Linked DNA regions of Mus musculus: region 2 is linked to region 1. Evidence: chromatin loops called from intact Hi-C (ENCODE). Cell type or tissue: heart. All regions are shown on one strand. Links, peaks and the distances in the headings refer to the core of each region. The heading gives the core; the rest is flanking DNA.

What was found. A loop is a pair of places that touch in the nucleus more often than their neighbours do. Peaks named below come from ENCODE experiments on the same cell type or tissue, not always from the same donor. Only the 100,000 strongest peaks of a DNase experiment are listed, where the experiment ranks them.
Region 2: it touches region 1 in a loop (2.9-fold over the local background); 27 of 42 quality-filtered maps call a loop at or near these places.

What each region holds. Positions count from the first base shown.
Region 1 is chr13:73,622,199-73,631,487 of GRCm38, reverse strand. It overlaps Tert (telomerase reverse transcriptase), which reads right to left and starts at 4,577. Exons shown (of 16, transcript NM_009354.2): 1 at 4,240-4,577; 2 at 2,814-4,137. The coding sequence starts at 4,458. RefSeq lists enhancers at 4,638-4,658, 4,799-4,818 and a promoter at 4,488-8,944. In heart, for the core only: a CTCF peak has its summit at 4,734; no DNase peak of the experiment used is centred there; H3K4me3 peaks cover 1,372 bases; H3K27ac peaks cover 1,070 bases; H3K27me3 peaks cover 1,131 bases.
Region 2 is chr13:73,523,910-73,533,198 of GRCm38, reverse strand. No RefSeq gene overlaps it. Among named protein-coding and RNA genes, the nearest start is that of Slc6a3, 8.2 kb to the left of the region's middle. In heart, for the core only: no CTCF peak of the experiment used is centred there; no DNase peak of the experiment used is centred there; H3K27me3 peaks cover 1,828 bases.

The DNA.
Region 1 (9,289 bases), core at 1,877-6,876:
TTTTCTTTTTTTCAAGACAGGTTTCTCTGTGTAGCCCTGGCTGTCCTGGAACTCACTTTGTAGACCAGGCTGGCCTTGAATTCAGAAATTCGCCTGCCTCTGCCTCCCAAGTGCCGGGATTAAAAGCGTGTGCCACCACTGCCTGGCGCTAAAATCTTGTCTCAAACAAATAAACATAAAATGAATAAAAATCTGTAACTAGTACGTACACTTAACAGCATTGCATGTAAATACCACCAGAGTAAGAAGAAATAAGCCCAGCCGACTAGCGAGAAACCAAAGTAGCCCTCTTCTTATTTCATGACCAGAAGGGACGTGGACTTTTCCTGTATATATTTGACATAGTGGACACAAAAAAAAATCTCAGGATTCAGAAATACAGTGAACATTTAGAAAAACTGCCTGTGCAGAGGTACAAGTTTGCAGCACCTTTGAATAACTGGTATTATGCAGACTTCTACACAGAATTGAGGATCAATTTCCAAGGAAAATTCAAAATATTTCACACATTTGGAATATATCGATGTCTCCAAAACAAAAATCAAAAAAAATCACTGATATCAAAATGGCCACGTACAGAAGCACTCGGTGTAGCTAAGGCAGTATCCAGAAGGAAACGTGTAGCCAAATACCTATGATGTATAATGTTGGGGGGGGGGTGGTGGTGGTGGTGAGCCAGAATGAACCTGAAGAGACAGGAATAAAATTCCAAGGAAAACTCTAACAGAGAGCATGCTTAAGTTTTTACAGACAAACTGAAGGTCAAAGGGGTTCTTGGAGCAGAAAAGAGACATGTTCCAACAAGTCTGGAAAGGCAATCATAAAACTGGATGTAAACTGCAAGGACAGGCAAAGTCCAGTCTAAGCAGGAAGGAGCCTGTGTCCAGAATAAGGAGAGCTGCTACCTGAGGAGACAGGATGCTGAGGGGCTGCAGTATCTCCTTTCCTCTAGGGCTATCTCCGTAACCCTGGGCAACTGATACTGACAGCTGTGGGTAAGGGAGACAGAGAGACTTGAAGGAATGAGATGTCAGCACTCAGCAGGTGGGAAGACTTGCATTGGCCACACAGGCTCTGTGCTGCAGCTGGAGAGTCAGGAATGTTCTGTTTGTTTTAGGATAAGGTTTGTTTTAGGATAAGGTTTCGGAGTGTAGCCATTGTTGCCTTAGAATTCACTCTGTAGACTAGGCTAGCCCCAAACTCTAGAGATCCGCCTGCCTCTGCCACCTGAGTGCTTGGATTAAAGGTGTACCCTATCACCCCCAGGGCAGGTATGTTTTTTGCTTGTTTGTTTTCGAGACAGGGTTTCTCTATTTAGCAGACCCCTGGCTGGCCTGGACTTGGTAGGCCAGGTGTCCTTGAACTCAGTGATCCACCTGCCTCTGCTTCCGAGTGCTGGGAGGGTTAGGTGTCTGCCACAATACTCTGCCAGACATGTACTTTTAAAAGCTTACTTCGGAGCTTCCCAAGTACATGGTGGGTAAACATAGCTCTACCATCTTTTCCCCATAAGTTGTTAATATCCTAAGAATTTTGGGGAAGGGAGAGCAGGATAGGGCGTTTGGCCCCTTCCATACATGCACAGGGTGTAACCGGAGGGTTGGCTGAAAGGGAAGGGGTCAGGTAGTGACTACAGAGGGCCAACCTCAACATTAAACCCAGAAAACCAGGCAAGGAGGGCACAGGAGTCCAGGCTCTGCAGCCTTCCAAGTAACACAATCCTCTTTTATGCACCAGGCTCCACTCCCCAGTCCCTTCTCATAGCTAAGATGGGGCAGCGATCTTCACTGTAGGAAACAGTTTTTTTTTTTTCATTTATCTTTCCTTCGTTCACCCTACCCTTTGTAGATCGAGCAGCTGCAAGACCATAGCTTAAGCACGGATCTGCACACTGGGAGGACCATAGCTTAAGCATGGATCTGCACACTGGGAGGACCAGAAGAACCTTTGAAACTCATGCACCACAAGGATAGTGGGTTCCTATGTTGGTCTGTCATTGTTATCAGTGAGGTACCGTTCTACAGGGGGATTATAGATAACCTGGAGTAGTGAGACAGGCTGACTCCTTAATAGGCTTCAAATTGGCAGTCCAGGAGACCAGGCCTAAAAACTGAGCAAGTTCAGGCAAGTAAGTTACTAGAAAAAACAAAAAAACAAACACCCCAGACTTTAGACAGCTAGTCAGAAACTATCCTGCCATTAGAAGCTACTCAGCTACCTAGCCTGAAGCAAGGACAATGGGGCAGCAAGTTTCCAGACCTCCCCATTAACAGTTTCCAACCTCCAACCCCATGCCCCAGTAATGGAATGCCCCTAGAGATGGAGTAAGATAAAGGCCCCCGATCCCCTTAAAATCTATACTTGGTTGTCTCTCCATCTTGGAATGAGAGCAACCCCCCCCCCCCACCTGCATGCTTGATTTCTGCAGAATGAAATGCTCCTTGCTTTGGCATACTATTTGAGTCCGGGGTTATCATTCTTTGGCGAACCACGGGCCCTTACATTAGCTCTCACTAGCGCTTCCAGACTCTCTCTGGTGCACTGTGCCAGAACTCCTATCCACCATGCTCCCCGTCTGCTTATCTGTTCACCACAATGTCCCCAGCCCTGAGAACCTGCCCAGGGCTTGGACAAGAATCTTAGTTTGTGCAAGGCGAGCTGGAGGGAGCTTGGAGTCAGAGACCATAAGATGGAACTCATCCAACCACGGACTGCATAAAGCCACCACACCACTGGGGACCTGGGTTACTGCCACCCATTGTCTCCCTTTTCTGGGCCCCTAATGCATTCAGCTGGAGACCAGCCATGCTCACCCGGGCTGCTGCGGAGCCAGTGGCAATCCTCTACTTTCATCTTCCACATCAGTTCCTGCAGTGATAGCTTGCCGTATTTCCCCAACGAGATGAACTTCTTTAAGTTCTTAAAGAAGCGGCGCTCATTGTGCCTGGTACCCCAGAGACTAGCAGACACCACCTTGCAGAGACAGGCCCGAAGAAAACCATATACCTGCCAGGGACTGCTGTGCAGGCGGAGCAAATCCATGAGGTGCGGTGGGCTGGTGTTCAAGGCATCTGTCACCTGTTGGTTTGCTGTTCGAAACCTGCAATGTGACCTGAGGAGTCTGACATATTGGCACTCTGCATGGTTCACCAGCAGCTGTTGGAACAGGGGCCGCATCTGCCAGTATCGACGCGATAGACGGTGTGTCCTGCAGAGTGGTCCTGATGTCCTAGGCCTTGAGCCCAGAAAGATGATCTCCACCAGTCTCCTGGCCCCAGTCAAGTTAGGCTGGAGGTTGCTGAGTAGGAATGAGGGGTTTAGACGCTCTTGGCCATCTCCCCTGGAGTAAAGGAAATGTCTGGTCTCAATAAATGGCCTGAGCTGAAAGGCATTTTGGCGGGGTGGTGACAGCAGAGATGTGGAGCTGGGCTTGTGTTTACAGCACACCGACCCAGAGAGACTCAGGTCAGACACCTTTCCTTTAGAAGACAAATCTTTCTCTGCAGTAGGCACCTCGGGGGACCGAGCAGGACTTGGCACCCATGATTTGCCTGATGGGGTTGGTAGCACCTGCCTGTGGGGTCCCTCCTCCACTCTCGGGACAGGATAGCATCTGGCCTTCTTAGCTGAAGGCACACTTGTACTGGTGAGACTCAGATGCCTCTTTGTACCTCGAGATGGCAAGGCCAGGGGTTTCGGTGCTTCCTGGCGACTACTGCTCTTGATCTGTTGTAAGAACCTAAGGTTAGTGAAATTCCTGCCCACGGGTCGGGTGGGCCTGTAACTAGCGGACACAGAGGGCCAGATATCCGTGGTGGCACAAATTTGGTACAGGGGAGACCCACACACCTGGTAGGCACAGCTGGGGGGCACCAGAAGATAAAGAGCACAGTGTGCCAGCAGGTAGACCAGCAGGTCGTCGCCCACTCGGCTCAACAGTAGCATCCATGCACCACTGACACGCAGGGTCTCAATAACAGTGTTGGGCAAGTAGCTACGCACGCTACTAGTGAAGGCCATGGGAGGCCCGCCTCTGGCCTCGTTAAGCAGCTCAAAGCCAAAAGCCAGCACGTTTCTCTCGTTGCGCTCGCAGAGTCTCTGCACAACCCTGGCCACCAGCTCTTTCAGGGATGACACCTGGTAAGGAGAAGAGGGTCTTGACACATGAGCTAGACGCACTATCCCACGTCCTCCCGGCTTTCCGCCCCTGACCCATGGGGATCCCGCCTGGAGGCCCACCTGGTGGAAGGAAAGGTCGGCAGGTGGAGGCTGTGAGCCCCAGTGCATGCACACTAGGCATTGGGCAACCAAAGTGCGGTAGATCTTCGGGTCCCCGGGTTGCACAAGCCGCCTGCCCTCGGGCCCCAGGCGCCGCACAAAGGTTGCCAGCGGCCACACCTCCCGGTATCGGCTGCGCAGCAGAGAGCGCACCGCGGGGCAACGAGGAGCGCGGGTCATTGTGCTCAAGGCCGGGATGGGCCTCCCACGTGCGGGAACCAAGATGCAAGGGTGTGCTTAGAAAACAGCCAGGACCCAGGCCACTGAGAGTCCACGACGAAAAAGATGAGGCTGGGAACGGAGGAAGGGGCGGGATTCAGGCGGACCAAGCGTTGTAGCGGAAGGGGCGGGGTCGCAGCAATAGTACTTTTCCGTTGATGGTCACAATGCTGGTGCATGAGGACCAGGTGTGTTCCCCGGCCAAGTTCAGTGGTTGCTGGATGTGTTGGAGTAACGAAAGGGGGCGCACTCATGCAGGATTTCCCTCTACAGAATGCTTCTCGGGCTTCCTTTTCGCCCTGAGCTGGGAATCCCCAGGTGGTCTAGACTGGGGCGAGGTTTGGGCAAGCAAAGAAGCCTATCCTTGATGTATTGAAGGTTAGGTAGGCGGAGGGACCTAAGGTTTTGCCTGTTCCTGAGCTGACTGCTCCAGCCTGCTGTGGTTGACACAGACAGTGAGGTGGGTGGTGGCAATCTCAGTTCTTAATGATTACAGCTGAAATTCTACTATATAGGTTAAGGCTTTATTGTGGTGCGACCATACACTCAGATCCCAAATATGTTCCGTAAACACCCACCACCAAAGGAAGGGGACTAGGTAAAAGCCCTGCGTTAGCTTTTTTCACTGTTCCAGTGGCCTTCACCTCAGAGTCCAGAGCATCATCTCAACTCACGCACCCATAGCAAGGCCAGGGCCATTGGGTGAGGGCGCTTGCCTGTGCACACAGCCAAAGCGGCGACCTCGACCTTAGGATGGCAGCTCTGCTAGGTTGGCAACTGTGATAGTACTTGCACGTGTGAGGCGGGGGTAGGATAGGGGTGGGGGTTGTTGTTGGGGCATATGTAATGACACGACTCTGAGCCATAGTTAGAGAGGGGCTGCTGAATTTTGAATCTCTGGGAAATAGGGAATCTGTGATCTCTACTGTAGCTGAGTTTGGCAAACACTGAAATGCTAACAAATATAACCTTTGGTGCCTTCAGCTTTCTGAGGAAATTGCTTCTATCCACCGACCTAGCATTTGAACAGGCGCGTTTTCATATTTACTCCCTTATAGGAGGTCTGCCGCCTTGTAAATGCTCAGGATTACAGGAGCTATTTTAGAAGTCCGTTTAGTGGACATCAGTCTTTTTGAGGGGTTTGTTTGAGATTTGCTTAGTTCTGCTACTTAGGAGATATGGGCCTGAACTGAGAAATTTATGCCAACAATGAAGCTACCTTAGTGTAGTTCCCCAAAGAAACCAGCATAGAAAACAGTCTCAAAAATAAGAATATCGCGGGGCATGGTGGTGCACACTTGTAAGCTACCTTAGTGTAGTTCCCCAAAGAAACCAGCATAGAAAACAGTCTCAAAAATAAGAATATCGCGGGGCATGGTGGTGCACACTTGTAAGCTACTCTTGGGAAGTAGAGGCAGGATGAGAAGGCATTCAAAACCAGGCCAGCTACATGCTGAAATTTAGGTCCACTTGGGCAAAATGAGACCCTGCCTCAAAAAAACAAAGAAGAGGAGGGAGGGGGTAGCACTTGCTGACTACACAACCCTGGGTTCAAGCATCAGAATCAAATAACAACAGAGTAGAAGAAACTGAAGTGGAAAACGAGTGGAAGTTGTCTACCAGCAACGATGAAGCCAGGAAAAGGGAGCCTTTGTGTAACAGGCCTGCTTTAGAAAGCTGTTCTTAGAGACATGAGGCCAGGGAGAGGCCTTTTTGGGGAGGGGCTGCACCCTAGGAGCTATCCCAGAGACAGACAGTGGTAGAGGTTATAAACCCTGCAGGGAAGGAGGTAGAAGAGAGGACCTCAAGTATCCCTACCCATATAGGAAGCAGGAAATCCTCGGGGACCTGTCATGCTCCAGCCTTCTACCCCAACATGCTGGCAGCAACCGACTCCCACTGGATTCTCCCCCATTCAGAACCAGGGCAAGGCTCTGGATGGGGCTGCTGCTCTGCTGTAGCTTGCCATGTTTGGAGATCACTGGAACCGGTTTACGTCTTAGTGGTCAAGATGGAAACAATCATTCTCATTTACATAGTTTGTCACTGACACAACAGTCTCATACCCACGACTTCATCAACATCGAACAGCTCAGGAAGTATGTGAGTGAATGCCACCATGCACTTTTATAGATCCCAAGGCTGGTGACTCCCTGACTTCCCAAACAGCACCTAAGGAATGTGTACTAGTTCTGGGCTTAGAAGTCCCTGGCACTTGCCAACTTGGCCTCTCCTTAGATAGGTTACCTTGTCCTGTTCTCTCAGTACCCCTCCCTCACAACTGCCACCTTAATCCATGCTGATACCACTCCCATCTCTGTTTGCTTCATCTTGCACATTAAACCATCTATGAAAACCAATAAAAAGTACTTAGGGCACAAAAATCTCTTTGAATGTCATTATTTAATCCTCATGGCTTGGCAAACAGAGCTCAGTTCCTTTTTTACATCTTTGGATTTTTGAGCCCTTGGAAGTTATTTGATGAGATATAAAAAAACAGTAAGATAAAATCATCCACTTGGGGCTTGGAAAGGTTGTATTTGCTTATGGAATTAAGTTTCTTAATTATTCCTTTTGTAAGCACAGGGATGGCCAGCCTATGCGGTCCTTTCTCGGAAAGATGGGGTGTCTGTGAAACCCTTCAGAAGAGATGTTTCTTCCAAGTTGGGCAAATCATCAGATCCAATATGAGTAGCAAGGGAAGGAAGAGAGGTGTAAGATGAAGCCACTGGCTTCTGACTTGAGAAGACTGTTCAGCTTTTCAGTTCTTAAAGGTGACTGATCCCCTCCTTAAAGCGGCAACTCTGCCCCTGCTCAAGAGCAGAGGAAGGCCTACCTAAGCCACTGTGAGGAGATGGCCTTGAGTCCTTCTGCATGATCTGGTTACTACCACCTCTTCTATACTTGACTCGTTTCCTATGCTATTTTCTACTTGACCCATCTACCCCTCCTTCATTTTACATCTGTCTTGTCTTGTGTTTGTTTTTGCCTGTTTGCTTTTTTTTTTTTTTTTTTGAAACAAAGTCTCATGCAGCCCAAACAGGCTTTAATCTTACATATAGATGAGGCTAGCCTTGAATTCCTGATCCCGGTTTTCAAAGGCTGGGATTATAGTTATGTGACTTGGGGTTGAGTACTTATTGTTCTACGATGGCTTAATGGAAACACATGTGTTTGGTTTACAACTTTTAGGGTTTATAGTATTGTCTTAGTCAGGGTTTCTATTCCTGCACAAACATCATGACCAAGAAGCAAAATGGGGAGGAAAGGGTTTATTCAGCTTTCATTTCCACATTGCTGTTCATCACTGAAAGAAGTTAGAACTGGAACTCAAGCAGGTCAGGGAGCAGGAGCTGATGCAGAAGCCATGGAGGGATGTTCTTTACTGGCTTGCTTCTCCTGGCTTGCTCAGCCTGCTCTCTTATAGAACCAAGACTACCAGCCCAGAGATGGTCCCACCCACAAGGGGCCTTCCCCCCTTGATCACTAATTGAGAAAATGCCCTATAGCTGGATCTCATGGAGGAATTTCCTCAACTGAAGCTCTTTTCTCTGTGATAACTCCAGCTGTGTCAAGCTGACACAAAACTAACCAGTACAAGTATGTATCTTTTAAACTATCCCAGTGTACCTTTGATTTGTACTGCATGAGCTTAGTCATATTCGATTTGAGCTTCATTTGCAAAATGCTAAAAGATGCTTTGGTCATCACTGGACCACATATGTGATAGTTGTCTTATGGGACAACACTGCCTAGTGATATTGCAGCCAACTTAGTTTGTAGAGCATACTGTTTACAACAAGGACACACTCTCAGAACCTGTCTCTGCCATTGTGACTCATGATTCTATGAGAATCTAGCAATTGGGATGTTATTGGTGCCTTCTCTGCTAGTGTAGACATAATCTCCAAATGTTATGAACCTCAAAGCATTATTTAGCTTGATGTGGTTGACAATTAAAATGATTTAAGCAACATGAAAGTACATTTTGTAATGTCCCCATATGAGCATTCCCTACTTCTCTGAATTCCTATCAGTGTGTCCCCCTTAGCCACTCCTGCTACTGTTTTGTGTTGAACTTTGTGAAACCCTTTTTGGATCTGAACTGGGTAGCAAATTCTAAGTTAGCAGAATGCACTCATTGCAGTGGTTTAGGTCTTCTCAAGTTGTTCCTACAAGACAGACTCAGCTTCGTCTTCTCTGTGCTTTATGTGTCATGCATCGTTCTAGGCTATTTTAAGATTTTTCTCTGTGGCTGCACCTCAGCAGTTTGATGAGTCCCGTGATGACCTGGAGTTGTGTTTTATTTTCCCTCAGAGTTCTCTGGATTTCCACGTCTTCCATTTTCATGTCTGAGGTTTGCCCAGACATTATTTGTTCAGTACCGTCTCTACATTTTCTCTTCTTCAGAGCATCAACTCAGCTCTAACTGGTTTGCTGGAAGCTTGGCTCCACTGGCTGCTGTTTGGTTTCTGTTTTTCAGATGAGCATCTATGTTTCATAGGCTAGCCTAGAACTCCTGAGCCCAAGTGATCCTGCCTCAACTCCCTGAGTGTCAGTAAGACAGGTGTGTGCCGTATCCAACAATAATAGCACTACAAACAAACGCTTATGTGAAAAACAGAAAAGTAAGACCAGCATTTCAGGGACCATCCAAATCAAGGTTGGCACAAAAATGTGGTCAGTCACAGTGAAGTCTGAACTAGATCTCTTTACCATGTCCTTATTCTATGAAAATGTCAACACATTGCTTTTAGAAAAGTTGTACTACAGAGCTGGGCACTCATTAGCA
Region 2 (9,289 bases), core at 2,661-7,660, 99 kb after region 1:
CAAGAAGGTACTCTGTGGGCGATCAAAAGAGAAACGTAAACACCAGGCCAGCCACAAACCCTTTATCTACAGTGGTGTACCATCTGCAAGATACACGAGGGCAATGGTGGCACCAAGCTTGTAAGAATAACCAACTGTGCTGACTAGTCTTATGTCTACTTGACACATGCTAGGGTTATCTGAATGGAGGGGGCCTTAACTGAGAAAAATGCCTTCAAAAAACTCCAACTGTAAGGCATTTTCTTAATTAGTGATTAATGGGGGAGGGCTCATCCCATTGTGGGTGGTTTCGTCCTTAGGCTGGTAGTCCTGGGATCTATGAGAAAGCAGGCTGCACAATCCAGGAGAAGCAAGCCAGTAAGCAGCACCCCTCCATGGCCTCTGCATCAGCTCCTGCCTCCAGGTTCCTGTCCTGACTTCCTTCAGTGATGAACTGACAGCAATGTGGAAGTGTAACGTGAATAAACCCTTTCTTCCACAACTTGCTTCTTAGTCATGGTTTTTTGGTTTTGGATTTTTGGGTTTTTGTTTGTTTGTTTGTTTTCAGCAATAGAAACCCTAACAAGGGTGTTTCCAAGACAAGTTGGAACCAGGAGTGGAGTACTGTGACAGATAGATTTGACCATGTTTTTTTTGGGGGGGGGTTGTGGAAGGACTTTGGAACTTTTGGCTAGAAAAGCCATTGAGTTTTGAGACTTCCTTGGACTATTTTGTTGTTGTTTGTTTGGCTTTTTTTTTTTTTGAGTTTGGAAGATAAGAATGTTGAAAGCAGAGCAGAAGATGGAGGCTTGGCTTGTGAAGTTTCAAAGGAAAGTTTAGACTCTATCAAGGCCATTTGCCATTTTGAATTAAGATTCTATTATTTTTGTCAGCTGGGGCTGAAGAACCAATCACAGTTAACAAGAGACCAACACCACTGAAGTGAAACCTTTGCATTACTGAGACGACAAATTGATGCTGGTTAGCTGGAGCTAAGAACTTAGTGATGATTAAGATGAGACCACCTCCACTGAGGTGAAATCTTCTGGGAAGTGTTTTATGAGAGCACAGAGCAGCTGTGATCCAGAGATAGCCAAGGCTGTATACCTCATGCTGGCAGCTGGACTTGGTAATGTGTAAGTTACCCAGGTGGTACTGGTTTTGAAATCTTGAAGGAGTCATGGAGAGCAGCTGAGGCTTAGCACCAGGAAGAGAGCTATGAGAGGCTGTTAGTGAAAATGCAACCCACTTGCAGCAAGGGATCAGATTTGGAGACACCAGTACTATGGTATGAACAGAAGCAGCTATGGAGTGGAGCCGGTTGGAGTCTAGAAGACAGGCTGTGTGTGACACAGAAGAAGGCAGAGCTGGAGAAGAGACCCAAGCCCTTTGGAGGGGTTCAGAAGATAACTAGTGGATCCCAGTCATTGGACAGTTCAAATTTGGTTTTGATTTTATTTGATTGTGACTATGCCATGATTTTTCCATCTTAAAGTAAGAAAGTATCTTACTGGCACCCACAGTTGAGAGATTTTGAATTTTAAACGACTTTGGATTTTTGAAAGAGATTGGCTATTTTAAAGGGACTGACATTTTAACGTGTTTGGAATTTGTTAAGACGGTGGGACTTTTACGTTATTTATGTTTTTAAGGTGAGATCTTGGAGATGCGTAAGAAAGGAAGGTGTTTGTCAAGCTGACAAGGGGTCAGTTGTACTAGTTGGTTTTGTGTCAATTTGACACACTCTAGAGTCATCAGAGCGGGGCCTCAGTCAAGAAAATGCCGTGAATTCCAGCTGTAATATATTTTAGTTACCAATGTGGGAGTGCCCAGTCCATTGTGGGAGGTATTATCTCTGGGCTGGTGCTCCTGGGTTCCATAAGAAAGCAAGCTGAACAAAGCCATGGGAGCAAGCCTATAAGTAGCATCCCTCAATGGCCTCTGCATCAGCCCCTGCCTCCAGGTTCTTGTCATGTTTGAGTTCCTGTCCTGACTTCCTTCAGTGGTGATCAGCAATGTGGAAGTGTAAGTTTCACCCTCAACTTGCTTTTGCTCATGGTGTTTCATTGTAGCAATGGAAACCCTAAGATAAATCCTTTCTTTCAGAGCTCAGGGAACCCCACAGAATAGGAGGTGGAAAGACACCAAGGGAACAAGGACCTCTAAATCAACATGAGCAAAACTCTCATGAACTCACAGAGACTGAAGCAGCATACACAGGGTTGTACCAGGTTCTCAGCATAAGTATTATAGCTTCCAGTTTAGTGTTTTTATGGGATTACTGAGCATACAAATGAGTGGGTTTTGTGCCCTTTCTTGGGCTCTTTTCTTTCTGTTTGTGTGTTTTGTCTGAGTTTGATTTGATATTTTGTTTTATTTTTTATTTTTTTAAAAAATGAATGAATGAATGAATGTAAACCCAGCCAGTTGGGTAAATGTTAACAACATAACTGTCATTTATATTCATGGGGGAGGAACAATCAACTTTCTCTAATGGAACAACATTGGGAAAGGGAAGGAAGGAAGGAAGGAAGGAAAAAAAGGAAAAGAGAAAACAGGTGGTGCTTATGTGGTGGTTTGAAGAAAAATGGCTTGGGGCTGGAGGGATGGCTCAGTGTTTAAGAACACTGACTGCTCTTCCAAAGGTCTAGAGTTCAATTCCCAGCAACCACACGGTGACTCACAACCATCTGCAATGTTATCTGATGTCCTCTTCTGGTGTGTCTGAAGACAGCTACAGTGTACTCATATACATAAAATAAATAAATAAATCTTTAAAAATAAAAGAAAGAAAGAAAAATGGCTCACATAGGCTCATAGAGAGTAGTAATTTGGGAGTGTGGTCTTCTTGGGGTGGGTGTGGTCTTTTGGAGGAGGTGTGTCATTGTGGGTTGGCTTTGGGATTTTAAATGCTAAGCCAGACCCAGTGTCTGTCTCTTCCTGCTGCCTGCTGGTCCATATGTAGAACTCTTGGCTCCTTCTCCAACACCATGCCTGCCTATATGCTTGCCATGCTTCCTACCATGATGATAAGGAACTGAACCTCTGGACCTGTAAGCCAACCCCAATTAATGTTTTCCTTTGTAAGAGTTGGAATCTCATGGTGTCTCTTCACATTGATAGAAACCCTAACTAAGGCAGGATATATAGGCTCATATATTAGTCATCAAAAGTCTATGCCAGATGCTCTCTTCCTCTCCCTCTCCCTCTCCCTCTCCCTCTCCCTCTCCCTCTCCCTCTCCCTCTCCCTCTCCCTCTCCCTCTCCCTTTCCCTGTGGATCAGTAGGTCACTGCTAATGTTCCAGTGCCATGGTGATAATAGAGTAACCTCTGAAATTGTAAACAAGCCACAAATTAAATGTTTTCTTTTATAAGAATTGTCTTGGAATAATCTTGCTACAATCCACATACCCAGAGAGGCTAAGCCAGGAGGGCATGAGGGATGCAAGGAGCTCCCTGGGAAGGGAAAATAGAATAGATATGGCAAGTAGATGGGGAAGTGGCGTGGGGGGGGGCAAGTAGGGATTGGGAACAGGATGGATCAGGTTAGGGGAAGATGGAGGGAAAGAGTACTGGGAGAGGCAACTGGAACTGAGGTTAAGTTTGAGAGGGAGGTAGAAAGCTAGTACAATGACAGTTCCCAGGAATCTAATACAGTGATCCTAGCCAAGACTCCTAGTAATGGAGGATATGGAACCTGAACCAGCTGTCTTCTATAACCAGACAAGACTTTCAGTGGCGGGATGGGGATACCAGCCCAGCCACTAAATCTTTGACGTACAATTTGTCTTGCCAGCATGATATGCTCGGGTAAAGATGGCACAGAAATTGTGCGAGTGGCCAACTAATGACTGGTCCAGCTTGAGACCCATGCTATGGGAAGGAGCCCACCCCTGACACTGACTGGAGGACCAGAAACCAGAGGACAGATGGCCCAGAGGTATAGGATAGAACCAAATACGGATGTTACTCTGTGATACTTATAGACAGGAACCTAGCTCAGTCACCATCAGAGAGGCTCCATCCAGTAACTGATAGAAACAGATGTAAAAACCCACAGTTAAACATTAGGCAGAACTCGGTGAGTCCTGTGGAAGAAAGGGAGGAAGGATTGTAGGGGCCAGAAGGATCAAGGACACCATAAGAAAACCCACAGAATCAACAAACCTGGACTCATGTGGGCTCACTTAGACTGACCAACAGGGATCCTGCATGGGCTTGACCTAGCCCCTCTGCACACACGTTACACATGTATACCGTGTTGTATACCTTCTTGGTTTTGTAGTACCCCTAACAGAGAGAGTGGGGGCTATTTCCAACTTTGCCTGCTTTTGAGATCTTTGCTCTCCTACTGGGTTGCCTTGTCCAGCCTCAATATGAGGGGAGGTACCTAGTCTTATTACAACTTCATATATGTCATGTTTGGTTGATATCCTTGGGAGGCCTGCCCTTTTCTGAAGGGAAACAAGAGGAGTGGGTGGGGAGAGAGACTGGGAGGAAGGGAAATGTTGGTCAGGATGTAATATATGAAAGAAAGAATTAAAAAATACAGTTGCCTTGGTCATGGTGTCTCTTCACAGCAATAGAACAGTGACTAAGACAATAATGGATTGCCATCTTGAGTACTGGGCAGGAATTTATACAGGGATTGCTAAAAGGAGAGAAAGCTACCTCAGTCTTCATGGCAGAATCTTATAAGCTAGGATAAAGGAACAGAGCCCACCCCAGTGGGGGCATTTTCTTCATTTCCTGGCTGCCAGGAGGTAAGCAGGTTTCTTCTGCCACTCCTTCCTGTTAGGACTCCTTGGTGTTGTGTGACTCTTCTCAGAGAAGTGGAAATAAACACTTGTTTATCCCAAATAGGGCCCTGACCACAGAACAAGAAATGATTCCACCAAAGTCCAGTTTGATGAACCAATCAGCACAGTGTCTTAACAGATGCTTGGGTGAGGAGTTACCTAGAAACGTGTGGGTCACCCTGAGTAGTTGCACTCTCAGAAAATCCAATGTGGGTAGCAGCCTCCCAAGAGCTGCATAGCATCCTCTCTATATACTGGCCCAGAATTCCATAGAGCTGGGGCTGCAGGGCACAGGAAGGAGTGGCTGTTACCTTGGGTGATGGTTAATGACACCCCCTCACTTTTTTTTTTCTGATCATCAACAAACCCAATCTTGCTGAGGGTCTCTGCTCTGATTAAGAGAGTAATGCCTACATTGATTGAGCCTGTTCTTCAAGATAAGCAACATTTGCCCCTTAGTGGAGTTTCTATGTGCTGGTGGGTCTGGGATTGGCTAAGACGTTCATTAAAAAGGTACCATTAAAAGGAGGGAGAGCTCCTTTCACTTAATGTCTACGAGCTTGCTCTTGACTTTCTATTTTTCTTCTGTGTCGTCTTGGTCCTTTTTCAAACTGAGTGGGTTTTGTTTCACCCGGCCTTTTCCCACTGTCTCCTTGTTAGGCTGTTCTGTCTGCTGCTTAGGGTAAGCACGCACACGCTCCAGATCATGGTGTCTGCTGTCCAAGACCCCGTGCTTTAGCCTCTTGTGAAGGAAGCACTTGTGAAGGAAGCACTTGACCAGGGTGCACCCTGTTGGGTTTTTGTGCCATCCGCACCAGATATTTTGCTGTACTGAAGAATACATTGCCCAACTTGTCAAGAGATGACCACTCTTTAAAAGACATTTAGATGGTGCAGACAAGGTTTTCTACTATCTCCATAAGTACTTCTTATTTTTCATCATTATGAACCCAAACTTCCAAATGCTCTCACCTATCTTGTGCTTGAAGGACTTGCTTCCAGGTTGGGAGACTGCGGGGATGAGTTGTCTGCTTAGCTTCCTGGGTCTGGAAGCCTATTTCTCTGTGTTGTAAGCTGGTTTTGCAGGGCAGAGCTTGACCAACCAGCAGTTTCTCTCCATTCCATGCTTTGCAGATGTCTCTTGATTTCTAGCTCTTGTTTGCACCTTGGAAGGGTGCCTTCTTCTGGCTGAATTTTCTGTTATTGTCCCTTTGGTGTTAATTGTGAGCATTGCTGTAGCCAGTAGGGAGCTACCTTTATGTTCTTACTGTCTTCTCATTAGACAGTTTAGAGTGTGCATCATACTAGAATAATGACTCCCTGGACAACTTTTTTGCTCCCTTCTTCTCTGGGAACTTGCTGGCATGTAAGTTCAGCGGTGTGAATTTCTCACAGATAGGATGATCCTGTTTTGTTCATTGTTTGTTGTTTTTGTTTTGCTTTTCTTTTCTTTATTTCATTTTTTTGATATGACATTTATTTTTATTTTTAATTAATTAATTAATTAATTAATTAATTAATTGTTTACATCCCAAATGGTGCTCCCCTTCCTGGTCCCTCCCTCACTGAGTCCCTCCCCCTCATTCCCCCTGCCCTTCTCCTCTGAGAGGGTGGGATGCCCCTGACTATCCCCCAACCCTGGCACATCAAGTTTCTGTCAGATTAGGCACATCCTCTCTCATTGAGGCCAGACAGGACAGCCATGAAGACTGAGCTGCCTGTCTGCTACATATGTGCCAGAGAGCCTCATTCAGACCCATGTATGTTCTTTGGTTGGTGGCTCAGATTCTGAGAGCTCCTAGGGGTCCAGGTTTGTTGACTCTGTCTTCCTGTGGAGTTCTCATCTATTTATGGGTCTTCAACCTTCCCCCATCTCTTCCATAAGTGTACCCAACCTCTGTCTGTTTGGCTGTGGTTATCTGCTTCTGTTTCTGTCCACTGGGAGGTAGAGCCTCTCGGAGGACAGTTATGCTAGGCTCCTGTCTGCAAGCATAACCAAGTGTCATTAATAATGTCAGGGGTTGATGTTTGCCCATGGGATGGGTTTTGAATTTGGCCATTTCTTTCTGTCTCTGCTCCACCCTGCATTTCTTTTAGATGGGACAAATTTGGGGTTGAAAGTTTAGTGGATAGGTTGCTGTCCCTGTCCTTCCACTGGGGGTCCTGCCTGGCTACAGGAGGTGGCCTCTTCAGGTTCCATGTCCCTACTGTTAGACACCTTGGCTGCTGGCTACCCACATTGACTCTTGGGAACCTCCCCTATCCCAGGTCTCTGGGACTTCCTAGAGATCCTCTCCCCCTGGTAGGTGCAGCTTTCCACTTAGTCTCCTGATCATCAAGGTCTCTCTCCTGTCTCTCCCCACACCTAATCCTGCCTCCCCATTGCCCTCCTCTCTTCCACCCAGTTACTTCCCTCCCTATGCTTCCTATGACCGCTTTGTTCCCCCTTCTAAGTGTGATTCAAATATCCTTGCTTGGGGCTTCCTTCTTATTTTGGGTCTGTCGGGTGTATCACAGGTATCCTGTCCTTTATGGCTAATATCCACTTGTAAGTGAGTACATAGCGTGTATGTCCTTTTGGGTCTGGTTTCCCTCACTCACGATATTTTCTAGTTCCATTCATTTGCCTGCAAAAATTCATGATGCCCTTGTTTTTAATAGCTGTGTAGTATTCCATGGTGTAAATGAACCACATTTTCTGTATCTATTCTTCGGTTGAGGGACATCTGGGTTGTTTCCCGTTTCTGACTATTATGAATGAAGCTGCTGAGCATGTGCCCTTGGGGTATGGTGGAGCATCTTTTGGGTATATGCCCAGGACTAGTATATCTGGCTCTTCAGGTAGAACTATTTCTAATTTCTGAAGAAACCACTAGATTGATTTCTAGAGTGGCTGTACGAGTTTGCGTTCCTACCAGCAATAGAGGAGTGCTCCACTTGCTGCACATCCTTGCCAGCACGTCCAGTCACTTGAGTTTTTGATCTTAACCATTCTGACTGGTGTAAGGTAGAATCTCAGGACAGTTCTGGAGTTGTATTTCCCTGATGACTAAGGATGTTGAACATTTTTTTTTACGTGCTTCTCAGCCATTCAAGATTCTTCTGTTGAGAATTCTCTCTTTAGTTCTGTGCACCATTTTTTATTGGGTTATTTCGTTTGTTAGAATTTAACTTCTTGAGTCCTTTATGTATTTTGGATATCAGCCCTCTCTCAGATGTAGGGTTAGTGAAGATCCTTTCCCAATCTATTGGCTGCCATTTTGTCCTGTTGGTAGTGTCCTTTTCCTTATAGAAGCTTTTCAGTTTCATGATGTCTCATTTATTAATTATTGATTCTAGTGTCTGAGCTATTGATGTTCAGTAAGTTGCCTTCTGTGCTAATGTGTTCGAGGCTATTTCCCACTTTCTCTTCTATTAGGTTTAGCGTATCCAGTTTTATGTTGAAGTCCTTGATCCACTTGGACTTGAGTCTTGTGCAGGGTGATACATATGGATTTATTTGCATTCTTTTACATGCAGATATCCAGTTAGACCAGCACTGTTTGTTGAAGGTGCTTTCTTTTTTCCACTATGTGGTTTTGGCTTCTTTGTCAAAAATCAAGTATCAAGATGTGTGGGGTTATTTCTGGATTTCAATTCTATTCCATTGATCAACTTGTCTGTTTCTGTACCAATACTATGCAGGGTTTTTTATATCACTATTGCTCTGTAGTACAGCTTGAAGTCTGGGATGGTGATTTCCTCAGAAGTTCTTTTACTGTTCAGGATTATTTTAGCTATCCTGGGCCTTTTGCTTTTCCACATGAAGTTGAGAACTGCCCTTTCAAGGTCTATAAGGAATTGTGCTGGAATTTTGATGGGAATTGCATTAAATCTGTAGATTGCTTTTGGTAAAATGGCTTTTTTTTTTTACTATGTTAATCCTATCAACCATGAACATAGGATCTTTACATCTTCTGATATCTCTTTCAATTTCTTTCTTCAGGATCTTGAAATTCTTGTCATACAGATCTTTTACTTGTTTGCTCAGAGTTACACCTAGATATTTTATGTTATTTGTGGCTATTGTGAAGAGTGTTTTTCCCCTAAGTTCTTCTCTGCTTGTTTATCATTTCTATAAAGGGGGGCTCTAGTAATTTCTTTGAGTTAATTTTATATTCAGCCACTTTGCTGAAGTTGTTTATCAGTTATAGGAGTTCTCTGGTATGGGCTGGTGAGATGGCTCAGCGGTTAAGAGGACTGATTGCTCTTCCAAAGGTCCTGAGTTCAAATCCCAGCAACCACATGGCTCACAACCACCCATAATGAGATCTGACGCCCTCTTCTGGCGTATCTGAAGACAGATACAGTGTACTTATGTATAATAATAAATCTTTTGGGCAGGGACTGAGAGAGTGGTGCTGACTGGAGCAAGCTGGGTTGACCAGAGCAAGCAGAGGTCCTAAAATTCAATTCCCAACAACCACATGAAGGCTCACAACCATCTGTACAGCTACAGTACTCATATACAT